Linked DNA regions of Homo sapiens: region 2 is linked to region 1. A link is a loop called in an ENCODE intact Hi-C map of the cell type or tissue named here. Cell type or tissue: sigmoid colon. All regions are shown on one strand.

Evidence for each region. Peaks named below come from ENCODE experiments on the same cell type or tissue, not always from the same donor. Only the 100,000 strongest peaks of a DNase experiment are listed, where the experiment ranks them.
Region 2: it touches region 1 in a loop (2.3-fold over the local background); 8 of 110 quality-filtered maps call a loop at or near these places.

The regions. Positions count from the first base shown.
Region 1 is chr17:80,770,980-80,775,979 of GRCh38, forward strand. All of the region lies in intron 6 of RPTOR (regulatory associated protein of MTOR complex 1), which reads left to right. Among named protein-coding and RNA genes, the nearest start is that of CHMP6, 220 kb to the right of the region's middle. RefSeq lists an enhancer at 4,169-4,238. In sigmoid colon, no CTCF peak of the experiment used is centred here; DNase peaks (open chromatin) are centred at 2,352, 2,762, 3,252, 3,822 and 1 weaker place; H3K27ac peaks cover 434 bases.
Region 2 is chr17:80,661,269-80,666,268 of GRCh38, forward strand. The region is part of intron 3 of RPTOR (regulatory associated protein of MTOR complex 1); the gene reads left to right. Among named protein-coding and RNA genes, the nearest start is that of RPTOR, 120 kb to the left of the region's middle. RefSeq lists enhancers at 1-138, 139-639. In sigmoid colon, no CTCF peak of the experiment used is centred here; a DNase peak (open chromatin) is centred at 2,833; H3K27ac peaks cover 1,271 bases.

The DNA.
Region 1 (5,000 bases):
GCCTTCCTGCCATTCCAGCAGCTCTCCCGGAACCATCGAGGTGATCGCTGCCTTCTGAGCCGTCAGCCTCACTGGCCTGTCCCTAATCCTTGCCCCTGAAGAGTCCGCTGCAGAGCTGAAGCAAGGGACACCCCCTTCAGCACCTCCTTCCCTGCCCTGGGGTCTGCGGCTGCCTCTCTGAAGCTCCCACTCTCTGGCCAGCCTCTCTTCCTGCACTTGGACGTATGTTCTCCCACGGCTGTGTTCTTGGCCCTCCTCTTGACGTACTTCTGCCTGTGAGAAACTGCAGCTCATCCAGCGATCACTATCCTGACCCCTCTGAGATAATCCCTCCTTCCTCACGCTCTCCCTCTGCCAGCGCTTTCCTCGTCATATACACCTGCATAAACCTCTCATGCCTGAAACAAAAGGTCCACCCCAGCAAGAGGGCACTCCCGCCGCCCGCTGGCCCTCCTGGGCCTCATTGCCTAGTTCTTTCTCTCCAGGTGCAGTTAAGCTTCAGGACGGAAGGGGGTACCTCCCAAGCCTTTCTGCCCTTCCTGTCCAGCCCTCAATATTGTAATCAGGTCTCCTCAACCTAGAACGCCCCCTCTCCTTCCCAGCCCCAGGTGTTTACCCTGGTTGTTTGTGTTTCTTGTTTTTCTGTGTAATGGAAGGAAGGTATCACCTGAGAGGCCTTAGGAATGACACAGGAAACCCTGCTGCCTCCATTCAGACTTGGGTGGGGTGGGGGTGGGTGGAGGCCAGCTGGCATCTCCCAGGATTTCTGAACCCTCGTGTCCCTCAGCCAGCCACCGCCATGCCCAGCTCCAGGCCTCGCCCCCGATATGGGGGAAGCTGTTGCTGCTGGATCTGACGTGCCCGTCTTCTCGCTCGGGCACCCCAGCTGGTGCGTAGCGAGGCAGTCACAGCTCACTGCAGCCTCGACCTCCTAGGCTCAAGTGATCCTCCCACCTCAGCCTCCCTGGTAACTGGGTCTATAGGTGCACACCACCATGCCTGGCTAATTTTTCACATTTTTTGTAGAAATGGGGTCTTGTTATATTGGCCAGGCTGGTCTTTAACTTCTGGCCTCAAGCAGTCCTCCAACTGCAGCCTCCCAAAGTGCTGGGATTACAGGCCTGACACTAATTTCTGCACATAGAGGTGAGGAGGCACCTCGGGTATCAGGGTAGTGAATGAGTGCCTGGACCACACAGGCCAGAGTCGAAATCTGTTCACCTGCCTTAATCTGCCACTGTTTGGCTGCTTTTAAAAAATAAATGTACATCTTTGTCTTGGATTGTCTTCCTTAATATCACATCCAAAAACTCAATACTAGCAATTTTTCAGAAGACCTCGATGTTTTGGGCAGCCCTTAGACCTCCCTGTCACTTGACCCAAATGGTGCTGGGTTGACCCCAGTCCAGCAGGGACCACCAGTGCTGTCCCCAACATGACTGGTTCCCCCTGTCTCTCCCCCCACATGCCTGGACCCCCTTCCTCTCCCTCCACATGCCTGGACCCCCTTCCTCTCCCTCCACATGCCCTGTTCCCCTTCCCCTCCCCCCCACATGCCTGGTCCCCCACCCCTACCCTCCCCGCCCTTGTCTGGTCTTCAGTGCCTCCCTGATGAGGGGCAGCTGCCCCCATTCTCCTGCGGCAGCTTCACCAGCCACACGGCTCATCCAATGGCTTGGACCTTGTTTCATTCACTAAAGCACCAGCTCTAGCACTGTGAGGTCATTATTGAGTTTGTAAGCAAAAATCTTCTTAAGGAACAGACTAATGTGTATTTAATTTTCATTATGTACCAGGTACATATTAAGACTTTTTGTTTCTTTTAATCTCAGTAATTCCTGTTTTATAGTTCCATTATCCTCATCGTGTAAGTGAAAGGTAAGTGGTGGCAGCCGGACATCAAGGTGTGAACTCGCCTGGGGCTGTACAGGGGCAGAGCCAGGGCTACGATTTGAACCGGGGTTTTCTGACCTGAGCGCTCTTCTCTTCATTACCTTCTGCCTCCTCCTTCTCACCACTTAAGTGGCTTCATGCATGCAGGGCTTTTAAAATGAGATTTTCTCAAAGAGCCGTGTGTCTGCAGGTGGCATGCGCTGGCACTGGGCTATTGGGAGGCACAGAGTTGTTCCTGGGTCTCTCCCACTGGAGAAAGCAGTGTGTTTGGCTGAGCCAGTGACACAGGGCTGCCCGGGAGCGGCACCACCACTCTTGGGACAGGTGGGCAGGCGCTGTTGATGTCCCTGGATGTTGTCCCTTCACCTGCAGTTTGTCACCAAAGCCCCGAGGGACTGTGGTAGAGACACAGCTAGTGGGGACTTCTCTGTTCGCACAGAGACTCTGCAGTTGCAGCTACATCACACTCTGGTAAATAGCGCCTCTGGCAGTGGGTTTTAATATCCACGTTGGTTGTTGAAGCAGTATATTCTAGGGGTGCCTGGGAAGACAGTCGTTTAAAATGTCTCTGCTTTTTATAGGTCAGTTTTTCTTCTTCTTTCTCACTCCCTTGCCAATTGTTGGACTTAAAGTTTGTTGGAAAGGCCCTTCCTTTATTTTGATTTGTGCCTGTGCTTTGCTCCAAGGCAGGCCACTGGGGGCATTTTTTACACCGAGGACTTGGTTGGAACCGTTAACCAGTGGCTGGCTGGTCTGTTTGTTTACAAGGCAGCCCCGCAGCCTTGTTCTGAGCTGGCTGGCTCCTAGATGTTATTTGGATTTGCTTCCTCTGGCACCAGGCCCTCCTCCAGGCAGGCGCTTGGGCAGGCTGGTGGGACTGATGGGTAGCCTTGCTGGGGACGTGTAGTCACTGTGGCGCTGCCAGCAAACTGTTCTTTCTGGAAGAGGAACGCTTGGTGCCTGGGTGTGTTCAGTGTGTTCTGTTGTGCATCAGAGCTCCCTCAGACGTCGACCGCTTCTGATTCCCTCCAGACAGCTCCCGGTGGACACGCAGGGCTATGCGGCCTGCCCTGGGGGCTATGGTGCTGAATCCTGACAAAGGCCCTCTTCTCGGGCTGTCAGAAAGGACGAGGCTGAGTCAGGCTTTAATGTAAACCATCACTCCCTGTTTTTCTATTTCTTCGTTGAAAGAAGCACTGATCATTGTGTTCACTAGAAACACCTCAAGTTTTTAAAAGGCTCCTCTCCTGTTGGTGTGACTCGAGGGCGCTGTGACATCCTGAGAAAGCGGGGACTCTGGGAGTCTGGATGTCAAGCTGGTCCCGTCTCCACCCGCCTTGAGTTCTCGGTTCTCGACAGCGCCCGTGTGATGATGATGCTCACGCTCCGGTGTGACACAGACGGCGCGGGAGCTGCACGGGAGAGTGCTTTGGAAGTGGAAGCCGCAATGTCATGTAAGCTGTTGAGTATGAATTGTATCATATTTCACAATCCACAGAGTATTCTCCCTTATGGTGTCACATTTGCTCTTACTAATAACCCAGGACTTGTCAAAGCAGACGTAGTGCATAAAACATCACTGTGTTACTGATGAGGTACCAGATGCTCCGCGTGCGGCCGTCTGGGGTGGACAGCTTCATTTATGGCAGAGCCAAACAGGAGCCCGGATCTTCTGATCCCAAATCCCGTATTATTTTCACTATTCCATGCTGCCTGCCTTCACCAACGTGAGCTGAAGTTATTACATGTTATCACTTTACTTGATGCCGTGCCGTACTTTACACGAGAACCAGCTTCCCGTTGGGGACTTTACAGAGCTTTCGGCAGGGACAGTAATGGGGGCGGCCCCTGGGAAGCTGTGCAAAGTAGCATTTGCGGCGCCACATCCCGCAGTGTTTCCTGAGGACTCGCTGTGTGCAGGGGACCGTAAGATGCCACAGAGAAATCAAGGAGGCTGCGGACACAGTGTCTGTCCTCAAGTCATTCATCATTCCCTTTCTCTGCCCCTCTGCCGTGGAAGGTTTTCAAGTAATTAAGCTGCTTGCTTATATGCAGCTTTCCTCCACGGGCCCCGCCTGTGCGTAGTCGTGCTCTGGCAGAGTCTCTGCACCTTCCTCCCTCGGGCTCCTGGGCCTGTGTCTGTCCGTCCTCCACTGTCTTGCTGTCTGCATCTTCATGGTGTAAGTCTGGCCCCTCAGCCGCCCCACAAGCCTGGCCCGGGGCCAGGCTTCCAGCCGCTGCTTCAACCCAAAGGTGGAACACCTGTTTCCTGCAGTGGAGAAGATGGGAAAGCCTTTTCTGCAGGGCTTTTACTCCCACTTCCTTCTTGTTTTCAGCCATTTTCTCTGTGCTGTTTTTCTCCTTTCTTCCTGAGACTTTCCCCTTTGACTTGTTCTTAGTCTTCTTTCTTTCTCTTTTGAACAGGTAGCGGTCTTGTTATGTTGCCCAGGATAGTCTCAAACTCCTGGCCTCAAGCGATCCTCTCGCCTCAGCTTTCCAAAGTACTGAGACTGCAGGTGTCAGCCCCATACCCAGCCAGTCTTCTCTTTTCTTTACTTTGAGTTTAGGCTTCTTGAGTTGTTTTCTTCTTCTCAGATGCTTCAGGGGGTAGCTGAGAATGTTGAAAATACTAAAGTGCAGCAGAAGCAAGGAGGCAGAGCCAGCCCTGGTTTCCCACTGATGATCAAATTTCTTTTTAGCTCAGAAATACTGGCTTATGCCTAACCCATCAAAGGTGCAGCATTGTTGGGCACAGGATGAAAAACAGACAGCCCCCACGTTTGGCTGTCAAACCACATGACCCAGAAATAGCCATCATTGTAAGAACCCCAGAGGGAGCCTTTGCTATCTTTTAATTTATTGCACAAATAATATTATAACAGTAAACAATGAAAAGGAAGAAATGAAAGAAAAATTACCCAGAATCCACTGTTTTTGCTATTCCATATTCTTCATACATTTGTCCATATATGCACATAATTTTACTTACTTGGAATTAAATATATTTTGTATTGTTTTTAATTTGAAGATCACTGATTTTATATTGCTATTGATATTTTCAAATTTAGTATTCCATCACATTTATAGACAGTATTACTTAATCATTT
Region 2 (5,000 bases), 110 kb before region 1:
GAGGAGGAGAAAAATTCCAAGTCTCAGCACAAGGCGGGTGGCTGTGAGGAGCAGATGCAGTTCACTATTGCAGAGTCGGAGCCGGAGAGGCAGAGGTGGAGGCCGCTGACGCCAGGCCAGCTCTCTAGGTCTCAGCAGAGGAGTCGCGCGGGAGCCCCAGGACTCACTCTCCTTGCTCCTAGCAGGCCTCAACTAACAACCCTTCTCCACCACGGTGTTGAGCCGTTGATGGGGGTGATATGAGCTTGTAGATGAGTTGGGGAGACCTGGTGTTTTGCACCCGTGGCAGTGGCACGCTTCTTGGGCTGTTCTGCTCTGCTTTTTATGTCCGCCGATAAGGTCGGAGAGTCTCTCCCCGGCGCTCCTATGCACATCTTGTTAAGTTTCTTCTTAGAGCTTCTGTTGCTGCTGGGAAAGGGATCCCCCACCACCCCCCGCCCCCTTTCTTAGTGGGTTCTTAGGATGGCGCATGAGAGAGTTGCTCTTTATTGCCTCCTGGTTCTCCCAGTATGGGTTTTTATCCATCCAGTGGTTCCAAGACAGTGGCTGTGATGAACGGAGTTGCCGCGAGTCTCGTGGCATTTGGACCCTGCACCGCTCGAGATTCACTGCGCTGCACACCAGGGCCTCGGTAATTCAGTCAAAACAACAGATTTAGAGGTGTACAGAAAGGGCCATTCTATTTTCCATTTTGTATATTTCATGTCTCTTTAAATCTCTTAAAGCTTAGAACACCCGTTTTTCATATGCCTTTCTAAAAACTTTTTTCCAGGCGATTTTTAGATGCTATTTATGTGTAGTAAAATGCGTAGATCTTGAGTGTTTAGTCTGATGAGTTTTGACAGTTGTATCCTCCTGCTTAATCACACTCAAAGCAAGATGGAGATCATTTCCACTCCCCAGAAAGCTCCCTCAGCCCCCTTTCCAGTCAGTTTCTCCTGGCCGAGGCCAGCCGCCTTCTGCCTCCTATCACCAGAGGCTAGTTTTGCCCATGGAACTGAACGCCCCGATGAGTTCGTCTTGTCTGCTGCACAGACAAAACCAATTCACGGAGGCTGCAATATTGTAGTAAAGAAAGAATTTAACTCAAAGCCTTGCAGGTGGAAGGACGGGAGTTTTATTATTACTCAAATCAGCCCCTCTGAGAACTCAGAGACTAGGGTTTTTATGGATAATTTGGTGGGCGGGGCTAGGGAGTGGGTGCTGCTGATTGGTTGGGGGGTGAAGTCATGGGGTGGGGAAAATGGTCTTCTGCACTGAGTCTGCCTCTGGGTGGGGCCACAGGATGGGTCCAGGTGGGGTCAGTTGGTTGCCAGAACGCAAAACTCTGAAAAACATCTCCAGTCTTAGGTTTTGTAATGTGTTGTTTTCTACAGGAGCAATTGGGGAAGTCGCAAATTTTATAACCTGGCCACGACTCCCGAGCAGCAAGGAATTATAGAAAGGCAAGCTAGGGATGATGGCTGGGTATCATTAGTGACATCTACATCTTAGCAGAATTCAGGCCCCTCACATAATCCTAATCTCATGGCCTTTCATAGTCTTACAAAGGTGGTTTCAGTCCCTGAACCAGGAGGGGACCAGTTTTAGGGAGGGACTGTTATCATCCTTGCTTTAAAGTTCAACTGCAAACTAAATTCCTCCCATGGTTAGCTGTGCCTGCATCCGGGAATGGGTGAGGGCAGCCGCCTGTGAGGTTAGGAGGGAGGTGGAATCAGCCTTGCCAGCCTTTTCTCCCTGTCATAATCTTGCCCAGGTGGCCTCACTTATTTTTTACCTTTTTCTACAGTGACCACATGTGATGTATTCTTTTGCTCTTGCGTTTGGCCTCGTTCACTCAGGGTGAGGCTTCTGAGACTCGTCCGGGCGGCAGCTCATTGCTGGGTGTCCCGGAGCCTGCACATCCACGCAGGGTGCATCCACCCTCCCTCTCCCACAGGTTCACGCTGCACCTGTTTCCAGTGACTGGCTTTTAGGGATAAAGCTGCCATGAGTGTTGGGGTGCAAGTCTTGTGTGGACCATATATTTTTATTTCTCTTGAGTGTATGGGATTGCAGGTCATTGGGTGGTTGTATGTTTCCAGTTACATTTTGCAAGCCACTCTAAATTGACAAAAATGACAAAAATCATCTCTTTCTTTGCAAAGCCAGGCAATCTGCAGAGGAATCTTTATTTACAGTTTCCTCCAGCACTCTGGAGACATGGAAGCGTAGGCATCAGTGAGCTGGGAGGTATTTGGTTGTCTTTGAATGAATTATTAGGTGAGATATTGACATTATTTCCCCTCAAACAGTCCACATTCCTGAATGGCAGGGAGTGAAGGCAGCCTGTGCTTATGTTTGTGCTTATTATGGAGTGTGCACGTGGATCTATTTACCGTGTGGAAAATAATAGAATGAATTGCTTTTACACATTACTGGGCTTAAGAAATGGAAGGTGACATAGCCTTTGAAACCCCCTCTGAGCCCCTCCCCAGTCACAGTCCCCTCTGTCTTCCTGAGCTCACCCTGTCCTGATTGGGCCTTGTGCCTTCCTCTGCTTGAGACTGGTTCTGTGCGTGTGCGTGTGTGCAAGCAGGTGTGTGCACAAGATGGGCTGGCCTGCCCTGCTTTGGCACGGAAGCATCCTCCGCTGGGTGTTTGTTCTGAGGCTCATCTCACAAGGATCTGGGTCCTCAGGCTCCCACTGCTCTGCATCTTCCCCGTGACAGCCGCGTGGGCATTTGCTCTTGACCCTGTGGTGGCTGAGACAGAAACCTTGGAGGAGTCACTCACTTCTGTTGGAGCAAAATGCAGGCCTCCTCCAGGGCTGCGTCTGGGAGGGACTTGGGTGGTGGAGTGTTTATGACTTAGCGCAGAGGGCTCTTACGTGCAAACCATCTTGGCTGTGGAGCGCCCTGTTGCCTGGAAGGTCTGCCTTCTCATGGGGGCTGGGCTTCCAGACTCCTGAAATGTGCTGTGAGGCTTCCTATTCTTTCTTAATGATTAAAAATACGATTTCTTCTTTAATGCCCAGCACAAATGCATTTAGCTGTGTTTATTTTTTTCCCTAAGTAACAGAAGCAATCCTGAGAAAATAATTCTTACACTCAGTATTGATTCTCTGCTTCATGTGCTAGGGTGTTCCCCCTCCCACTGAAGTTGCTGCTGCTTCACCCTCTCCTCCTCGATGGCCTACCATCCTGCAGCCTCGCTCCCTGCGCCTGCCCCCTTCTCCTTCTCCTCCTTCCCCTTTCAGTGCTTGCTCTTCCCTCCTTTCCTTCTTCTCTTCCTCACCCCACTCTTCCCCCTTTTCTCCTCCTGCCTCTCTTTCCACCTCCTCCTCCGTCCCTGCTGGTCTCCTAAGAAGCACTTAGTAGCACTCAGAATCCTTGACCTTGGCAGGCTTGGGAAGTGTTGGTTAATGAAGGGATGTGAAGACGAAGGGAGTCTGAGTCTCCAAAGGAATCATGGCTGTTGGGAGTTTGCTTGATTAGGAGATGGGCCGTTTATTACAATGTGAGTTGTTAACTCTAAAGTGCCTGAGATAAATTTATAGTGTTTATTTGCTTCAGAAGGAGTTGGATTTTTTCTTACAAAGTGAAATATACTTTTCTAAATTTTATGTTTATATAAACATAATTTATGTTGTTATAGTTTTAATCTGCATTACTCCTCAAAAGGAACAAAAATGTTTTGGCTTTTTTCTCCCTGAGCTGCAGAGACCTTTTTCTCCTGCTTCTGTCCTCTGTATTCTCCCCACCCCTTTCTCCCTCCTTTCTTCCCTCTTTTTAATCTGTCAATTAAAATATTTGAAAGGATATCACTGAGATCTTTGGGCAAGGACTTTACCTGTTTTTGCTGTTGTCAACCGAGGGTGCGGTGGCTCCTCCCACCTGCTGTCTCTGGTTTTTACTGGGCTTCCTCTCCATTATCCTAATTAGGTGGTTTGCCGGTTGTTACACATCAAAGACCTGAGTTTCCTGGCGAGGAGGGAGGGAGGCATGGGAGCCCCTCATTACCGGCGTGCATCCTAACCACACTGCTTGTTTTCTTCTTGAGAAAATTTTTTTCTTTTCTTTTCCCTTTCCTTTCCTTTCCTTTCCTTTCCTTTCCTTTCCTTTCCTTTCCTTTCCTTTCCTTTCCTTTCCTTTCCTTTCCTTTCCTTTCCTTTCCTTTCCTTTCCTTTCCTTTCCTTTCCTTTCCTTTCCTTTCCTTTCCTTTCCTTTCCTTTCCTTTCCTTTCCTTTCCTTTCCATGTCCTTTCCTTTCCTTTCCATGTCCTTTCCTTTCCTTTTCCTTTCCCCTTTCCTTTCCTGACAGAGTCTCGTTCTGTCACCCAGGCTGGAGTGCAGTGGCGTGATCTCGGCTCACTGCAACCTCCGCCTCCCAGGTTCACGCCATTCTCCTACCTCAGCCTCCCGAGTAGCTGGGACTACAGGCGCCCGCCACCATGCCCGGCTAATTTTTTTGTATTTTTAGTAGAGATGGGGTTTCACCGTGTTAGCCAGGATGGTCTCGATCTCCTGACCTCGTGATCCGCCCACTTTGGCCTCCCACAGCTGGGATTACAGGCGTGAGCCACCGCGCCCGGCCCCCCAAAAATTTTTCTTTAGAAATGATATAAAGTATGAAGAACTCTTGGAAGATCTTCGTCGGAAAGATGAAGGAAGTCTTGTTTGTCTCGTAACCCTGGAGGCCACTGAGTATCTCTCCCTCCCATCTGCCTGTGCCCGTGTATCCTGCGTCTGTTGTGAAATGTTTACCATGCCTTGACTGGGACTTGTGGGCTGAGCAGGGAGGACAAACGTTTTATTTTTAGTGACTGTCCCTCAAAGAGCTATACTTTCGATGCCTTTCAATATGAAATAGTAAAAATCTTGCCATTTGATATTACCTAAAATATTACTCTTCTCCAAAGTTGGTTTGCCAAAATAAATTATGTTTATTATCTACTCTTTCTCCTTGATATTATCTAAAATATTATTCTTCTCCAAAGTTGGTTTGCCAAAATAAATTACG